Linked DNA regions of Homo sapiens: all the other regions are linked to region 1. Evidence: chromatin loops called from intact Hi-C (ENCODE). Cell type or tissue: heart left ventricle. All regions are shown on one strand.

Region 1 (2,500 bases):
TCCAAAGGTTTATGAAAACCCCAGATGAAATCATGAGTGGCCGAACAGACCGTCTGGAGCACCTAGAGTCCCAGGAGCTGGATGAACAAATATACCAAGAAGATGAATGCTGAAGGAACCAACAGTCCACCTCAGCGGGCCAGCAGCCCAGGGAACCCCTGCCCACCAGGATTGCTGGAAGTGTGACGGAGCAGGCGGGCTGAGGAGAGTGGAAAAGGAAGCGACCCAGAAATGGCAGGGACACTTCTCTTGCAGACCAAGAGGGACCCTGGAGCACCTTAGACAAACTACCCAGCACAGGCGGGGCTGGAATTCTGGCGGAGGGCATGAGCCTGGGACTCCATGTCACGTTTCCTTCTGATTTGGAATCTCTCCATCTGTAATTCCTCACCCTCACCCTTCCACCGTTGTTAGTATCATGGTGTTTTTGTTTTTGTTTTTGTTTTAAGAACCTGCAGTTTGACTCTTCATCGTTCATCTAGGGGAAGACATCTGATGTTGTTTTCCTATGGAAATATATATCTATTATATATATATTTTTTGCAAATCTCACAAAGTGCGGCAAGCCCAGCTGGTCAGGAAAGAGAATACTTGCAGAGGGGTTCAGGTTCCTCTTTTTCCTGCCACGTGGATCAGGTCTGTTCCTGTTACTGTTGGGTCTTGGCTGAAAAAAAAAAATGCTTTTAAAAAAGATAAAATGAAAAGGAGAGCTCTCTTTTTCTCTCTCTTGCTCTGTTCTTCCCTTGGTCCCCTCTGTCCTCCCGCCCTGCCTGCAGTTGAGATTCAGATGCCTTCTGACAGAGTTCAGCCTCTTGGAGAGTCTTGGGGATTGTTGGCACCTAAACAGAATCAGTGACCCGGGTGCTTTGTGGCCAGCAGCACAGAATCAAACCCGCATCCCAGCATTGGGCCACCCATCTGAGGGAGGCCAAAATCATCACAGATGCTGCTGTGCTGCAGACAGATACATGCTAGTCCAGAGAGCCGCCCCTGAGATGGCTGTGAGAACCATGTGTCTAAGGCGTAAGATAAGGATGGAAGGCTGTCCAAGTTATTTGGAAGGCCTCGGCAGCTTGGGATTAGCTTGGGAGCGCAGCGCTGCAAAGTGGAAAATATGAAAAGACCACACAGGCCCAGCAGTCCAGAAACTGGGCAAAAATATTCTGCAGTGGGGATTTATTTTTCCAAAGCAGGTAACAGAGGCTAGTGAGAAAGAAAAGCTCCTCTCTGCTCCATTCCAAAGGCCATCTTGTGGTCAGTTTCATGCCCTCACCTGATTTTTTTTTTTTTTTTTTTTTTTCAATTCCTAACCTTTTTTAAAGTTTCCTGGTCTCCACTGGACACAGAGCTTTGGAGACGGAGGATCCCAGAGGGCAGTCTCAGTTGCAATCAGTGTGTGCCCAGCCTGGGCAGACAGGAAATTCCTCGGATACATTATTTTTTCTTTCTTTCATAGCTGTGTCTCAGAAAGGACCCATTTGTGGCTCTTTTTCACCTCAAAATAAGATCGATGGTATCTTGTAAAATGAGGGTAGTGCCACTTCTTAGTATTTTTGAAAGCTGTTTTAGATTTTTTTTTTTTTTCCTTTTCTAGCCATCTAAATTGACTCTTCCAATATAGGTCTCAGAAATCCAATATTTGGAGTACAATTTCTTTTAATCCAGATTACACCTGCCTTACAAAGCACCCCCTCCTTGTTCCCCTCTGTTTCCTCTACTCAGTTGGGGGAGAAACTCACAGCTCCTCCGGGATACATATGTGCCCTCAGCAGCAGCTCCCAGGTGAAGTTACCAGACCCCTGGGCTTCTCCCCAGCTTTTTCTGAGTTGAGTCAGACATGTAGAGTTTGGGTCACACAGGCAAGAGGAATTTTCCCTCGGCCTTACTGACAAGGACACCAACCTAGGGTGCAAACAGATGGACTATGGTTCAAGGACACTGGAATTGAGGAGCTGATCAAGGCTCTCTTCAGCCTTGCTCTGTCCCTGCCTCTTATCAGAGCACAGGTAGACACACGGGCATAGCCAGCCCACTCCTACTGTCACAGGCGCCCCACCATTCAACCTTCCGGGAGGTCAGGGACCTTCTATATGAGGCGAGTGGGTCTCAGTCTGCTTGAATGGTGATGAGATTCTGCTGGATCTCAGCACGCTGCAGGTGTCTTTTGAGAGCATTCAGTAGGACATGGTGATCCCTATTTCAGCCTCTAAGATGACTGGTATTCTATCTGAAATGCAGAGATTAAGCCAAATACCTGATGTATTGTGAAAGCCACTGATTTTAAGAATGGAGAGAAAGGGATTTTTTACTGCATCCCTCTGTATGAATATGAAATCAGAGACCAGGGCATGATGTTGCTAGGATTAGAGCCTCTCAGTCTGGCCTCTTCACCCAAGTGCAAGAACTCAGTCTCTTACTGTTCAAAGAATCTTAACAGTTGAATTATGGAGGGAAATTCCCTTTTGCCCCAAGCATTTCTATATTTAAAGCAATATCCCAG
Region 2 (2,500 bases), 270 kb before region 1:
CATATGTCCTGATACAGTGTTATCTGGACAGTTACTATTATAAAATGCTGTAAGCCACAGAAATAACCAAATTTCCTTGTTAATTGCACTATAATGAACTCTCATCAGATCTTTAATCATGGTTATTTGTAAGTCTTTTGCCATTCACAGCCAATTATTGTTTTATGATAATTCTTCTCTGAATGCTTTTGCAATCAACAAGTGAAAATGCTTCATCTTCCCAGAGACCATGGAAAAGACTCAGAGAGGTATTCTCAAGTATTTAAGATTATACCACTGGATTGGGTAAAGATTTCCAAAACACTAAAGAAGAAACATGAATTCATAAAGCTGCAAATACAGCATCAAGCAAAACAAGAATTAATTCCATGGGACTGAATGAACTGATAAGAATAATTCTAATGTGTATGGCCCTTTTGTTTGAAACATTACTGGTTCCTTAATGTTTTTCCATATTTAAGAAACCCTTTTTCTCTGTTTTCTTAAGCTATCTATAACTTACAGTAACTTGGTAAAGTATACCTTTGTGAACAAAGATGAAAAGATAAAACATTTACTTTTTTTGAGACAGGGTCTCACTCTATCATCTGGGCTGGAGTGCAGTGGTGCGATCACAGCTCACTGCTTCCTTGAACTCCTGGGCTCAAGCAATCCCCCAACCTCAGCTTCCCAAGTAGCTGGGACTATAAATGTGCATCACCATGCCCAGCTATTTTTTTTTTTTTTAAGAGATGAGAGTTTCACTGTGTTGCCCAGGCTGAAGTGATCCTCCAGTGAAGTGATCCTCCAGTTTCAGCCTCCCAAAGTGCTGGGATTACAGATGTGAGCCACCATGCCCCGCCAGAAACATTCACTTTTTCTCCCCACCCGATCCTTCCAGAATTCGGAAATCTTTATTGAATATTCTTATTTTCATGGTGATGTATTTACATATGTTCAGTAAGAATCTCTTGTCCTTATAACAGAATGCAATTTGAAATATTACTTATATTAGCAAGGCTTTCACTGGAATATCATATTTTAGGATGATGCACATAAAATCAGATAACATCAGACAGTTTTAAGGAACTGTCAGAAGCACTTGAACAAGAGCAACTCCATCTTGAATAGGGGCTGAGTAAAATGAGGCTGAGACCTACTGGGCTGCATTCTCAGATGGTTAGGCATTCTAAGTCACAGAATGAGATAGGAGGTCGGCACAAGACACAGGTCATAAAGACCTTCCTGATAAAAACAAGTTGCAGTAAAGAAGCCGGCCAAAACTCACCAAAACCAAGATGGTGATGAGAGTGGCCTCTGGGTGTCCTCACTGCTACACTCCCACCAGCACCATGACAGTTTACAGATGCCATGGCAACGTCAGGAAGTTACACTGTATGGTCTGTAAAGGGGAGGCATGAATAACCCATCCCTTGTTGAGCATATCATCAAGAAATAACCAGCAGTGCTGGCGCTGATCTGTCTATGGAGTAGCCATTCTTTCATTCCTTTACTTTCTTAATAAACTTACTTTCACTGTAATCTATGAACTCGCCCCAAATTCTTTCTTGCTTGAGATCTATGAACCCATTCTGGGGGTCTAGATCAGGACCCCTTTCTGGTAACAAAACTAATGCTGACTTTATGAAGCCAGTGCTTAAAAAGCCCCTTGAAATATTGGCCTGGTACCTGATTAACAGGGTTCCCAACCTAACAGGTGAGTAAAAAAGGTCACTTCTTGGTAGGCCCAGGAAGCTGAAAATATTTTGGGGACCTCAAGAAAAAAGGAATTCACCCAAATCTGTAGGTATTGCTGGTGAAGGCTGATGGATTGGTTTCCAGCTTTGATAGGCTTTAACAGTCTAACCTGAAATTCCTTATTAAAAGTTGCAACAAAGCAGACTCAAAAAGAGCTTACATTGTCAATCATTATTCTTGCTATTTTTATGTAATAATCAGGCCAAGGTCAATGAGATTGACTTATTTTGCAACAAAAATAGTGTTACTTTGATTATCTTTCATAGAAATAGGGGTGATTGTAGAGAGAACTATGCTGTTTCAATTGAAAACTATAGCACACCCTTGTGGATTGTCAAATTCTAGCCGTGTTCACTGCCTTTCAGCTTTTTTAACCTCTCTGTAAACTGACTCCTGCTGTGTTTTGCATTTTGTCAGTAATTAACATTTCTGATTTTAATCTCACCTGATTTGGCACCACTGAGAACTAAAACCTGACTGCCTAGATCCGTATTGACACTACCCAGAAAAAGCCCTGCAAGCTGAAACTGGGCCCTTCCGTGCTCTGCTCTGAGAAATAACCATAACTGTCACATTGTATATGCCATTCCCAGAGACATTCAAACCACAAACCCAGAAACACTTCAGACTGCCACGGCCCGTCCTCCTTCTATCACCTAGAGATGCGTTGAGCCCAACATTCAGAAATCTTCTCAACTGATTGCCCTCTGGCCTCAGAAACTGGGTTTATAAACAGTTCTATCTATTAACCTTGGTTTTCTTT
Region 3 (2,500 bases), 130 kb after region 1:
GAGTGCTTTTTCAATAGCATGTTTCTATCATTTCTGGAAGACAGCAAGTTAGTTTCCCCCCGAGGTGGTGGGAGAGGATGTTGTTTGTGGTTTTCCCTTTTAGAGGGGAGTTACATTTGTTTTTGTTGTTGCTTTGTTGGTTTATCAATTTTTTTGTTTTGCTGTGTTGTGATTTGTGTTCATGAGGAGTTGGAGATGGCGGTTGGGAGAGAAAGTTTTGGAGGGGTAGGAGGAAGCAGAGCCTATGTACAATGTCTACAGGGGCTGATCACACAAACAAGGTCAAGGTGGTTCAAAGTCATAGTCAGATGCCTGGGGGCCTGCCAAACACCACATGCCTTGGTTAGGAAATTAGTGACAGTTTGACATCTGGGTCTTGTGTGATTGCCATCCAAAGATAAGGAAGGGAAAGAGGAGAGTCCTGGCATGGAGTTCCAAGCAGGCTCAGAGCCCCGGGCCTGCCTTTCCATCACATTAAAGAATGTGGCTGCTGTGCCCTGGAGCGGTTCCCTAGTCACACCAGGTGATGGGAGCCAGGAGCATGGGATAGAAGGAGCCTGGTCACTGTCCAGCCCAGAGTATCGCTCAGTGTTGGCTCCCCTGCCAGTCTCTTCCAGGGTATCTGACACCCAAACAGGTTGGTGCCTGGAATTAGGGTATTAGGCCACTGGACCTTCTTGGGGAGCTCTAGGGGGTCTCTGGGAACTTGAATAAGAGCTGCTCCAAAAACTTCTCTGAATCCTGCACCCCTCCCTTAGCAAGCAGTATGCTGGTAAAAGGTTAACAACCAAGTATCTGGCGAAAAAATGCCCTGATTCATAGCATTTGCTAACTCCCATGGTGTAAATACTCTCCTACCTTGGCCAATTTCAAGTGGCCAGTGTTATGTTAACTAGATCACAAAAATCCTGAAAATTAACATTGAGTTTTCTCAAGCCAGAATGAGCCCCTCTTCTACACCACAGCCCTGAGCCCTCTGGAACCAAAGGAGAACTCAGAAATCAGGAATCATTTGGTCCCAGGCTTTCCAGGTGCCAGAATGAACCACGAGCTCCCGGTGAAGCCGCAAGTTTTATGAGTCTGCAGCACCTCACAGTGGAGGGACCCTGGTGGGGGCAGGAGGAAGGAACGGAAGTTGGCTAATTAGAGACCCTAAAAAGCCCCCAGAGAATGCAAGTAAGAGAGAAAAAGGGATTGGGAGTAAATGCTAGGAACTCAAGCATTCAAACCTCTGTGTGGTCCACAAAACAAAAACTGTGAGGTATTTAACCACCTCTCCTTCTTATTTCCTGAGTGTGTTCCTGTCTCAGTCCATCATTTTCCAGAGAAAATCTTCCTAAAGGATGTTAGGAAGCAGCTGTCCATCCCATATCCCTGAGAAGGGGTGCCCTGCCCCTGCAACGTACTAAACACAAGGTGGTGGCTGACATGGAGGAATCTGTCCCCTACACACATAGGACCACTCTGCCAGCCAGGCCCAGGTAGCACCTGGGATGAACTCCCCTCACCCTGCTCCCTGGTCCTCTCCCTACTAAGTCCCATCTAACACACTCCTGCTTGGCTAAGGGAGGAAAATCGCACCTCCTCCAACTCCTCTGATGTCCCTACAGTCCATCCAAACTCACTTACAAGAGTAAGGATTCTTGGATCGACACAGGCCCCTTCCCTTGGGCAGTTTCGGCTTAGCAGGCGTTCTGGGAAGACAGCCAAGCAGTAACTCACTTATGAAAGACTTCATTCTGTGCCTGCTCTCCTCACCCAACAGCTGACACACATGGACCCCCCTCGCTGCCATTTTAGTGGCCCTGGCTGGTCAGAACCTACTCACCTGGCCCGAGAGGCCCACAGTGTCCTGCCTCCACTCCCTTTCCTAGAGCCCTGGATTCCATTCCTACCTCTGCCGCTAATTGCCTCGAACACTCATTTAATCTCTTCTGACTATGGTTTCCTTATCTGGAACACACAAATGGTTGGACTTCAATAATATTCCATACAAGTTTTATAGAAAAATAAGATTTGTTTGGAACTTTAAAGCGATCAAGTATTTTCACTTAATTATTACAAAAAGTATGTGATATAAGTAGTAATATTAGATAATATTAGGAACTGAGGCTCAGAGAGCCTGGGAAATGCATTCCAGATTACCTGGATAAGAGGTAGCCCACCCAAACTCGATCTCATTCCTCTGACAGCCAACACTGCACACAGACACCTGAGCAAGTTGCTACAACTGGGATCCCACAGCAGAGTCCCACAGCTGTTCCTCAGTTAGCATTCATGTCCCTTTGATTCACCAGTTTAACACAATAAATTCCGTTCATTCTAGGCTGAGAGACTAACGTGAATACGCTCAATGTCCAGGAGAAAACTAGGGTCTGTCCTGAGCAAAGTTGGTGAGTGAGCGCCATTTACCTTCCCTGAGCCCCCCAACCTTCTGTGCACAATTCTATGTCCTATACCTTTGCCTTTGCAATCTAACATTCTTCCTTGTCTTTTTTTT

Evidence for each region. Peaks named below come from ENCODE experiments on the same cell type or tissue, not always from the same donor. Only the 100,000 strongest peaks of a DNase experiment are listed, where the experiment ranks them.
Region 2: a loop joins it to region 1, with 2.5 times the contacts of the local background. A loop is called at or near these places in 4 of 110 quality-filtered maps.
Region 3: it touches region 1 in a loop (2.1-fold over the local background); 19 of 110 quality-filtered maps call a loop at or near these places.

The regions. Positions count from the first base shown.
Region 1 is chr12:11,890,934-11,893,433 of GRCh38, forward strand. It overlaps ETV6 (ETS variant transcription factor 6), which reads left to right. Exons shown (of 8, transcript NM_001987.5): 8 at 8-2,500. The coding sequence ends at 113. Among named protein-coding and RNA genes, the nearest start is that of BCL2L14, 180 kb to the right of the region's middle. In heart left ventricle, a CTCF peak has its summit at 1,246; a DNase peak (open chromatin) is centred at 1,018; H3K27ac peaks cover 1,304 bases.
Region 2 is chr12:11,620,883-11,623,382 of GRCh38, forward strand. No RefSeq gene overlaps it. Among named protein-coding and RNA genes, the nearest start is that of ETV6, 28 kb to the right of the region's middle. In heart left ventricle, a CTCF peak has its summit at 1,292; no DNase peak of the experiment used is centred here.
Region 3 is chr12:12,016,919-12,019,418 of GRCh38, forward strand. No RefSeq gene overlaps it. Among named protein-coding and RNA genes, the nearest start is that of BCL2L14, 53 kb to the right of the region's middle. In heart left ventricle, CTCF peaks have their summits at 1,109 and 1,310; no DNase peak of the experiment used is centred here.